Regions from separate parts of the Homo sapiens genome. Here region 1 is linked to region 2. Evidence: chromatin loops called from intact Hi-C (ENCODE). Cell type or tissue: B cell. All regions are shown on one strand. Links, peaks and the distances in the headings refer to the core of each region. The heading gives the core; the rest is flanking DNA.

Region 1 (5,412 bases), core at 1,763-4,262, 220 kb before region 2:
TGCCCTCATCTTGATGTTTGGGGATGGGGGTGGTTGGGCCCCAGGTAGGGGTGAGGGCCAGACCCAGCCTCTGTGAATGCCAGCGGGAGGGTGGGCTTGTAACATTACATAGAAAGAACAGGCGGCCTTACTGGACCTGATGTCCCGCAAGGCTGGGCTGCAGATGGAGAGCCAAGGCCCACACGGCCTCACTGTCAGGGGTGGCCTCCCCTTGCCCTCTGGAGGGGTCCTCCATTGATACCCCCTGCCTCCTTTGTGTGTGAAGGCACGGGCTTACCAGTGCCTCGGTCCCCGAAGCCCCCGGGTCCGGGAGGGGCCAGTTAAAGCATTCCTGTGGCCCTGGCAGGGTGGCCCTGACAACTAGACTCCTTGGTCCAGGCCAACAAAGGCCTTACTCCCTGGAGCCACCTCAAACCTCAGCACCCAAAGCGGCCCGTTATTTCCATGTTGCAAATGAGAGAAAACAGGCTGGGAGAAGCACCTCACGAGGTCCAGCGGGTGGGCAGCCCTCGCCTCCCCGAAGGTGGGAGCCGCCCCGGCCTCCGCGTCGGGTTCTGGGCCGCGAGAGGGGCGGGGCAGGGGCGCAGGGCTGGAGTCGGTGGCTTTGTAGGGCCCCGCAGGGCGCGGAGCCACCTGGGGAAACGGAAGTTCAGGGAGGGCGAGGCCGTGCCCCACATCCAGGCAGCGCAGGCCGCGGGCCGCTCCCCTAGCCAGGAAGAGCCGCCGTCCGCACCGGGACCGGAGAGGAAGCGGAGGTCTGAAGGGGGACAGGTCGGACGTGGCCTCAGAGAGGGAGGATGTGGGCCCCGGAGCTGAGCCAGGCGGCCGGAACCCCACGGGACCCGCGCGCACCTCCCCACCAAAGGGGCCCCGGCGTTGGGGGGCGAGGGGTCGCTGCCCTGGAGGACGTTGGGACCTGCCGCGCTGCGCTCCGAGGCGGGGAAACGGAGGGACGGCGGGGCGGAGGGGCGAAGCGAGCCTGGACTCCGGGGGAGGCGAGGCCGGGAAGACCCAGTCCCGAGGAGCAGAGGGGGCGGGCCAGCTCCGGGCCGGGGGCGCCGACGGGGCCGGTTCCGGTTGGGGGGGTCCCTGGGCCCGGCGGGGTTGCGGGACGCGCCGTCGGGGAGCTGCGGCCCGGGAGCCCGTCCGGAGGCGGCGCGGGGTCCGGGCGGGGCGCGCAGGGGCGGCGCCAGGCGGTGACGTGCGCGGGGGACGTGCCGCGCCAGCGACCCGAGCACTTAAAGTCGCCCCCGGCGCGGAGCGGACCGGCAGAGGCGGGCAGAGGCGGCGAGAGGCGGCGAGAGGCGGGCTGAGGCGGCCCAGCGGCGGCAGGTAGGCGCGGCCGCGATGCTCGCGCGCGGGCCGGGGCCCAGGAGCTCCCCCGTGCCGGGCAAGGGGGCGACCTCGGGGTCCGCGCTCTCACCCCCACCCCGCCCACTTTGTCCATCAGGTCCGGGGGCGCCCGGGGCATGGACTAGCCTTCTCGACCCCGAGCGGGCCCCACCGAGGGCTCCCGAGAGCCAGCCGCGCCCCTCCGCGCCCTCGCATACCTGGCTGCCCAGTCTCGTCTCCCCCGGTCCGGCCCGGCGCCCACCCGTCGGGCTGCCCTCAGGGGCTGGGCTCGGGCCAGGAGATGGCTGCGCCGGCGGCCAAGCCCGGTCCGGGTATAAATAGCTCGGTCCGCGGTGGCGGGGGGCGCGGGCTATATTTGGTGGGGCTGCTGCAGCCCTCCCTGTATGGGTGGCCTCCCCGAGGGAGTGGGGAGCACTTGCGCTCGGGCCGTGGCGCTTTCCCCTGTTCGCAACACCCTGAACACTCCCCGACCCACACCCGCCCTTGGGCAATGACTAACAGCCCGAGACCGTGCAGGGAAGTGGGGGACCCTCTCCAGAGCCAGGCTGGGCTCCCTGGGTTCGCCCTACCTCCACCCCTGGCCCCCAGCTCGTGGGAAAACCAGGCGCAGCCTTTGGTAGCCTCCCACTTCCTAACCCACGCCTCAGTTTCCCTATACGAAAAGTGGGTTGGTCAGGAGCCTCCCTGGGTGTTGGGCCAGTCAAGAGACAGGAGCCGCAGAGTGGAAGGGAAGCCCTTAGCTCTGGCCGGGGCCTCCAGGGGTGGCTGGAGTCGGTGAGGGACGATGGGGGGAGCCGAGGGGCGGCTGTCCTCCTCTCTGTCCCAGAGGCATGGGCTGAAAGGGTCCCTCTCCTGGTGATGGCCAGAGTCAGGCCTGCTGGGCGGGAAATGGCAGTTGGCCCACCCCAAGGCCCAGGGGCTTGTCCATGCTGAGCACAAGGGTGGGAGGTCTTGTGTCTGTTGGGGCCGGGGAGTCCAAGGTCCCAGCTTCACTGCACAGGCCTGGAAGTCAGGTGGGTGCTGGCCTGACCCTGCTGAAGGAGGGTCTATTCCGCCAGCGTGGTGTGGAGGCGGCTGGGCTCGACTCCCTCATGGAGGGAAGGAACTGAGGAGGTGCTAGGAGGCCGTGGGGGGGTGTCTGCCCCCAGAGAGGCTTTGAGTGCATGGGGGCTCTGCCGTGGCACGTGCAGCGTCTGTCCCCCAGGGCCCCATGGTGTGGACAGAGTCTGGGGTGGGCACCTGGAGGCCTGGTCTCAAGGCAGGCTTGGTAACGACCCCATGTGACCTTGGGCAGGGCCCGCCATCCAGGCCACCCAGAAAGCCATGTGGCCTGCACGATCAGGCCAGACCCCACTGACTGGAGCGGGGCACTTTACTTTGGAGGGGCAGCTACCAGAGGGCTCTATGGATCCCAGCCCAGCCGTCAGGCCGGACGGGTCCCCCCTACTGGCCTGCAGTGACCCTTATGCCAGGCTCGGCTGGCTCAGCGGTGGGTCCTGGGGTGACCTGGCCACGTGGGACAGAAGGGCCTGTGCCGCTCCCTCCAGTGAGGTGCCAAATGTGGGCCACACTCTGGGCCCCAGCGGGGGCCTTCCGGGCAGTGGCGCAGAGCCATTGGAGGTGCCCGGGCCCTGGGGCAGGGGCGGGGCGGGAGCAGACAGAGCTCAGGGCGTCCTCCTAGCGTCACCTGCCCGAGTCAGGCCCATCTGTGAAATGGGCCACGCCGGGCAGCCGCACGCAACGGAACCGAACCGCCGGGCTCCTGCTCCGAGACCCGCAGTTCACGAGTCGACGCCCCCGAGTCCCGAGCCGCGCCCACTGGTCCCACCTCTGCAGCAAGTGGAGTCGGCCCCGCCCTGTGGCTTCGAGGCCCCGACGCCTGGCGCGGCTCCCGGGCTCCGCTGACCCCGGTGGACCCGCGCGCCGGCAATTACGGTAGCGTCCAGTAGGGCGCCTACTGCGGGCAATACGGGGGCTCCTCCCATGGCGCGGTCACGTCCCCCACGTCCCGCGGCTGGCGGGGCGGGGCCGGGCGGAGCATCCTTCCCTCCCCCTCCCCCGGGTGGGCCCCGCCCAGCCTCGACCACCCGCGCCGACCCCCGCCCGCAGAGCCGGGAAGCCGGAACCCGCAGGCGCCCTCCAGCCGTCCCTCCGGCCCGGGCGGGGATTGCGCCGAGGAGGGGCCTCTCCTGGCGAGGGTGGAGTTTTGGGTTCCCCCCTTCGCCCCGCACCTCCCGCCTTCCTGCCTCCTCCCGGTCTTCACCTTCCCCCCCGGGTCCCCACGACGCCCGCTGGGCGGCGGTGGGGTAGGGGGCGCCTCCTGACCCGACTCCCCTTCCAGCCTTGGCCTTCAGGCACTGGCTTTAGGGTGGAGGGGCGGCCTTGCGGGGTCCAGGAGGCCTCGGAGGTGGGGGACGGCGGCTCTGGACCAGCTCCGGCCCCCACCACCTCCCGGCCCCAGGGCGGTGACAGCCTTGCGGAGAAGGGGTCTTCAAAGCTCTGAGACCCCGCAGTGCCAGCTCAGGATTGAAGCCTGCGGCGGCACATGCAGCCTTCCTTTCCCAAAGGGGACTTGCGCCCAGCCCCACTTGGGGCACCAGTGGGGGCTCCTGGCCCTGGCCCTGGGTGGGAGTGGCCAATCCGCAAATGAGGCCTGTGTGTCTGCCCCGCCGGCCCCTGCCGTCGTGATGTAAGCGGACACAGAGCGGCAGGGCACGGGCTGCGCGAGGGGTCTGCGGGGGTCAGAGGTGGGGCGCAGGGCCCAGGCCTGGGGCAGCCCCTTGCGCAGCGTCCACCCCCTGCAAGCTCGGCCCCGACACCTTTGCAGGCGCCTGGGGCGGGGCTGCCGGGAGTTGCTCACTGCTCCTTCCTTGTTTGCACAACAGGGGCTGCGGGGGAAGAAGGGAACTGAGGGAGGCCCCTCCCCCGGTGCAGCGCCCTCCCGCCCTCGGCACCCCTCGGCAGCCAGGCGCTGGCCACAGAGGCCGCTTCCTTGGTCCTCAGGCAGCTCATGGGATCCAGGAAGGAAACGAATTACCCTTTTCCTGCCCCGCCTCCTGCCTGGGCCACAAAGGCAGGGCCAAAGCCCATCCTTCAAGGGCTGGAGTCAGTTAGGTAACAGGCCACGGGCCCCGGGCTCAGGCCACTGCACGGACCCAGGGAACGGGCTGACAGTCCAGCAGAGGCCTCAGCGAGGCGGCGGCGCTGCGCACAAACCTGAGGACCTAGGCGGGTGAGGGGTCTGCAGGTCCAGACGCCTGAGGGGAAGCATGCCAGGGTGCCCAGTGCCCCCCAAGGTGGTGGGCGAGGTTTCTGGAGAGGTCCCGGAGGAGCGGGCTTGGGCAGCAGGGGTCAGGTTCAGGACCCTCTGTGCATGAGTCCAGGTTGACTCTGCAGGACGGCATTTCGAGCCACCTGGCATGGCGTTCCAGGCCTGTGACGGGGCAGTGCAGGGGTCCGAACTGGCAGGCACCCAGGTCCTGAGGACTTCATGGTCGAATCCTGGTCTAAAGCCAGGGGTCCTTGCAGAGCCCTGCGCCCTGCACCCTCGAGGGAACTGCCTGCAGGAGCCCCTGGCTTGGGAGGGCGCATGGCTGTGGGACGCAGGGTCTCCTGCAAGGGACTTTCCCACCCACCCCTGCCCCAGGCCTCCCGCTCAGCTTCCAGCAGCCTGGGGTCGTAGAGCCTTTGGGGGACCTGCTCTCCGGGCAGCCCCCACCTGGGAGATCAGCTTTCTCATCCCAGAGGCCAGGTTATTTCTGGGTGGGTTGGCATGCTTCCTGGGGGGCGGCGGGGGGGGGGTTGGTAAATGTCAGGGGAAGGCCAGCCTGTGGCGTGTGCCCACGGAGAGGCCAATGCTTGGTGGCTGTGGCGTGTGCTCCAGGCAGGACAGCCCCAGGGTTGTCCCTGGAACACCGGGCAGTCTGTACCTTGGCCCATCACGGTGCCGGGGTTATCCTGGAAGATGGGGAGTGTGGGCCATTATTTTGTGCCCCTTCCCCGTACTCTACCTCCTGTGGAATCCCTTGCCCCAAGCCATGTGGGCAGACAGCTGGCTCC
Region 2 (3,795 bases), core at 13-2,512:
GGGTACAGGACCCTACTGGTGGGTAGCGATGGAGGACGGGAGGCTAAGTGGACTGTGAGTCCTACGAAGAGGTCTGAGGACCAGGGAGGAGGAGACATGGGAACCCACGATCACCCATCACGTGGTTAGTGGACTGTGAGTCCTACGAAGAGGTCTGAGGACCAGGGAGGAGGAGACATGGGAACCCACGATCACCCATCACGTGGTTAGTGGACTGTGAGTCCTACGAAGAGGTCTGAGGACCAGGGAGGAGGAGACATGGGAACCCACGATCACCCATCACGTGGTTAGTGGACTGTGAGTCCTACGAAGAGGTCTGAGGACCAGGGAGGAGGAGACATGGGAACCCACGATCACCCATCACGTGGTTAGTGGACTGTGAGTCCTACGAAGAGGTCTGAGGACCAGGGAGGAGGAGACATGGGAACCCACGATCACCCATCACGTGGTTAGTGGACTGTGAGTCCTACGAAGAGGTCTGAGGACCAGGGAGGAGGAGACATGGGAACCCACGATCACCCATCACGTGGTTAGTGGACTGTGAGTCCTACGAAGAGGTCTGAGGACCAGGGAGGAGGAGACATGGGAACCCACGATCACCCATCACGTGGTTAGTGGACTGTGAGTCCTACGAAGAGGTCTGAGGACCAGGGAGGAGGAGACATGGGAACCCACGATCACCCATCACGTGGTTCAAAACAAGTACAAAGGAAAATATGGTGACCTCAGAAAAGCTCATAGAGTATATTAAATACGCTGGGTGTTAGTGATTAAAAGGGGACAAAACAGACATGCATTATCTGTAAAACCAAGTACACCAGATAGAATTTGAATGGATACAAAGAAACAAAATAGCCATTAGATTTCAAGGTAATAGAAAAAAGAGAAAATATTTTGTTTCATTTTCATCCTTTTTGAAAGTCAGGCTTCCGGTTCTGGGGTTCTGGGGAGGGACGTGGAGAGCCTTACCAACCAGCAGGGACCAGGACCGGATGCCTGGAGCCCTCTTCAGATGGAGGCGGGAGCTGGTGCGGGTCTCCACCTGCAGGTACATCCCGAGAGGGCAGCACCACTCTCTACAGGAGGAGGGGTCTGGGAACAGACAGAGGCAGCTGAGCCCTTGGGCCTGCACACAGGCAGGCGCCCACGCCATCAGGCCCAGTCTGGAGGCCAAGAGCAGGTCCCCCAACTAAGTCACCTGCAGCCCCAGACACCATCAGCCAGTCTCACCTGGTCTCTGTGGTTGGGCACGTCACTGGATCCCCCAGAGACCCCGTTTCCTGTGTAAGGAAGGCCCTTTTCCGTTCACAGCGACACCGACTGCGCGGGGGCTGTTTCCCGCTCAGACTCACGAGCTACAGCTGCATCACCACCTGCCCCGTCCTGTCTGGAAACCTTATGTCCTGAGGCCGCTAGCCCCCAGCAGCCTTTAAGCTTCTAGCATCTGTGGGCACCCCCTCTCCCCTGTGCTGGCCTCCACCAAGAAAGGAACTGAAAGTCCCATCATGGCTTCCGGCCGTACTGGCTCTCGCACTGGCATGGACCAACGATCTCAGCTCTCTCTCTGCCCTCCTCCACCTGCTGAAAGTTCAGACTGCACAGTAGAGGGTCCCAAAGCGGCCAGAACCGACGAGTCACCAAAGGGGCTAATCTTCCACAGCGGAGTTCCGCACGGGCGCAGCAGCCCTGCCACTTCACCGTACGCTCCCAACACTGGCCCCAGGGACCCCGTTCTGGTAGTTTCTCAGGGCTTTCCCTGTGAAGTCAAATCAAATTTCTGACATTAAGTAGGGGGTTCAGGCTGGGCGCGGTGGCTCAGGCCTGTAATCTCAGCACTTTGGGAGGACGAGGCGTGCGGATTGTTTGAGTCACGGAGTTCAAGACCAGCCAGGGCAACGTGGCGAAACCCCGTCTCCACAGAAAATACATAAAACAGCCCGGTGTGGTGGTGTACGCCTGTGGTCCTAGTTATTCAGGAGGCTGAGCTGGGAGGATCACCTGAGGCCGGGAGGTGGAGGCTGCAGTGAGCAGAAATCGTGCCACTGGACTCCAGCCTGGGTGACAGAGTGAGACCGTGTCTCAAAAAAATAAAAAATAGTGGGTTCAAATCACACAAACCAATCCTAGATGCTGGTATATGACTGGGCTCCCTCCCGGGCCTCAGTTGCCTCATTGCTCCCGAAACACCCGGCATTCCACATCCAAATGCACACACACACGCACACTCGCGGACACAAGCACACGCGCGCTGGCAAAGCCGCCCGCGCCGCTAGTCGCACCGAGCGCTCGTTTCTTTGTCCGGATCGGGGGCGCTCCCGCCGCCGGGGCCAACCTGCAGCGGAACAGGCGCGAGGCCGCCCGCGACGGGCACGGCGGGACACGGAACAGCCGGCAGGCGGGCCCAGGACGCAGACCCCTCCCGGAGTGGGCCTAAGGGTGCCGGGACGCGCGGCACGGAGCGGGAAGGAAGTGCGGAGCCCACCCAGCCCAGCCGCCTACCGAGAGCACAGCGGTCCCCGCGCCGCAGCAGAGAGACGCGAACCGGCGGGGGCGGGGCCGCGCGCACTTCCGGGATTGGAGCGGAGCCGAGCCGACTTTCGGGGGCGGGGCCGCGCGCGCTTCCGGGATTGGGGGCGGGGCCGCGCGCGCTTACGGGATTGGGGCGGGGCCGCAAGCATTTCCTGGATGGGGCGGAGCCGAGCGGATTTCCGGGATCCGGGCGGAGCCGCAGGAGGAGGCGGGTGGTTCCTGCTAAAGAAGCCAGTTTTCTTGAAAAAAAGAAACGTGCGGGGAAACGTATCCGACAGCAAAGAACTTACCAAGGACTATGAACGTCTTGCTAACATAGAAGCGAAACTGAAGCGGTTCTCATTGCCAAAAAAGAAGATTTGAGCATGAATAAGAACAGGAATTCGAGTGAATTTAAAATCCTCAGATGCTCCAGTCTGTAATTCATAATAATGTATTTTTTAACTCTGTTCACCTTTGGAGGATGCTGGTAAGCTCACCCCAGTTTGTGGCCTGGTTAATAAAAGGAAAGCATCAAGCATTTGTCCTGCCTTTATGAAATTTACAGCAGAGTAACCAAATACTGCATGAGAAGAATTTCTCATTATAGAAGTTTTCCCGCTAATAAATGAAGAAGAAACAGTAGGATTAAAACATCACCCTATGAATTAACGGACCTAGGCAATGTCATCAATGACTGCTAATTAACATCGCAAAAAGGTCAGTTAGATATCAGAAGTACACAACACTATGAAGTAGTCTTGCCAGAAAAAATTTAACCTGAATGTGAACAAGCTTCTAGAGTGAATTACTGGAAATGTGGAAGACAAGACTGTACTAAAGGATTCTACAAGGATACAGTCAGCAATTCGAAACCTCAACCATCTGAATGGACCCTTCCGCTTGGCCAAGAGCATTCCCAAGTTATCCTGAAAAACTAGCTCAGGCAGTGATGGGAAGGGGGAGACAGACATACCTCACTCCCTCCTCCCTTTTGGAATTCAGGCACACAGCTGACCAGCATTCACATTAAAACAGATCTTGAGGTGGCCAGGTGCGGTGGCTCACGCCTGTAATCCCAGCACTTTGGGAGGCCAAGGTGGGCAGATCACGAGGTCAGGAGATTGAGACCATCCTGGCTAACACAGTGAAACCTCATCTCTACTAAAAACACAAAAAAATTAGCTGGGCGTGGTGGCGGGTGCTCATAGTCCCAGCTACTCGGGAGGCTGAGGCAGGAGAATGGCGTGAACCCGGGAGGCAGAGCTTGCAGTGAGCCGAGATCGT

What was found. Peaks named below come from ENCODE experiments on the same cell type or tissue, not always from the same donor. Only the 100,000 strongest peaks of a DNase experiment are listed, where the experiment ranks them.
Region 1: it touches region 2 in a loop (11-fold over the local background); 2 of 110 quality-filtered maps call a loop at or near these places.

The regions. Positions count from the first base shown.
Region 1 is chr17:82,227,775-82,233,186 of GRCh38, forward strand. SLC16A3 (solute carrier family 16 member 3) reads left to right here and starts at 1,268. Exons shown (of 5, transcript NM_004207.4): 1 at 1,268-1,332. RefSeq lists silencers at 324-553, 644-723, 774-913, 3,194-3,833, 4,064-4,333 and 3 more. In B cell, for the core only: CTCF peaks have their summits at 3,312 and 3,514; DNase peaks (open chromatin) are centred at 1,793, 3,237, 3,377, 4,187 and 3 weaker places; H3K4me3 peaks cover 2,440 bases; H3K27ac peaks cover 1,470 bases.
Region 2 is chr17:82,448,201-82,451,995 of GRCh38, forward strand. CYBC1 (cytochrome b-245 chaperone 1) reads right to left here and starts at 2,552. Exons shown (of 7, transcript NM_001033046.4): 1 at 2,500-2,552; 2 at 970-1,092. The coding sequence starts at 1,054. RefSeq lists silencers at 893-942, 2,253-2,612 and an enhancer at 1,363-1,622. In B cell, for the core only: no CTCF peak of the experiment used is centred there; a DNase peak (open chromatin) is centred at 1,351; H3K4me3 peaks cover 1,887 bases; H3K27ac peaks cover 2,350 bases.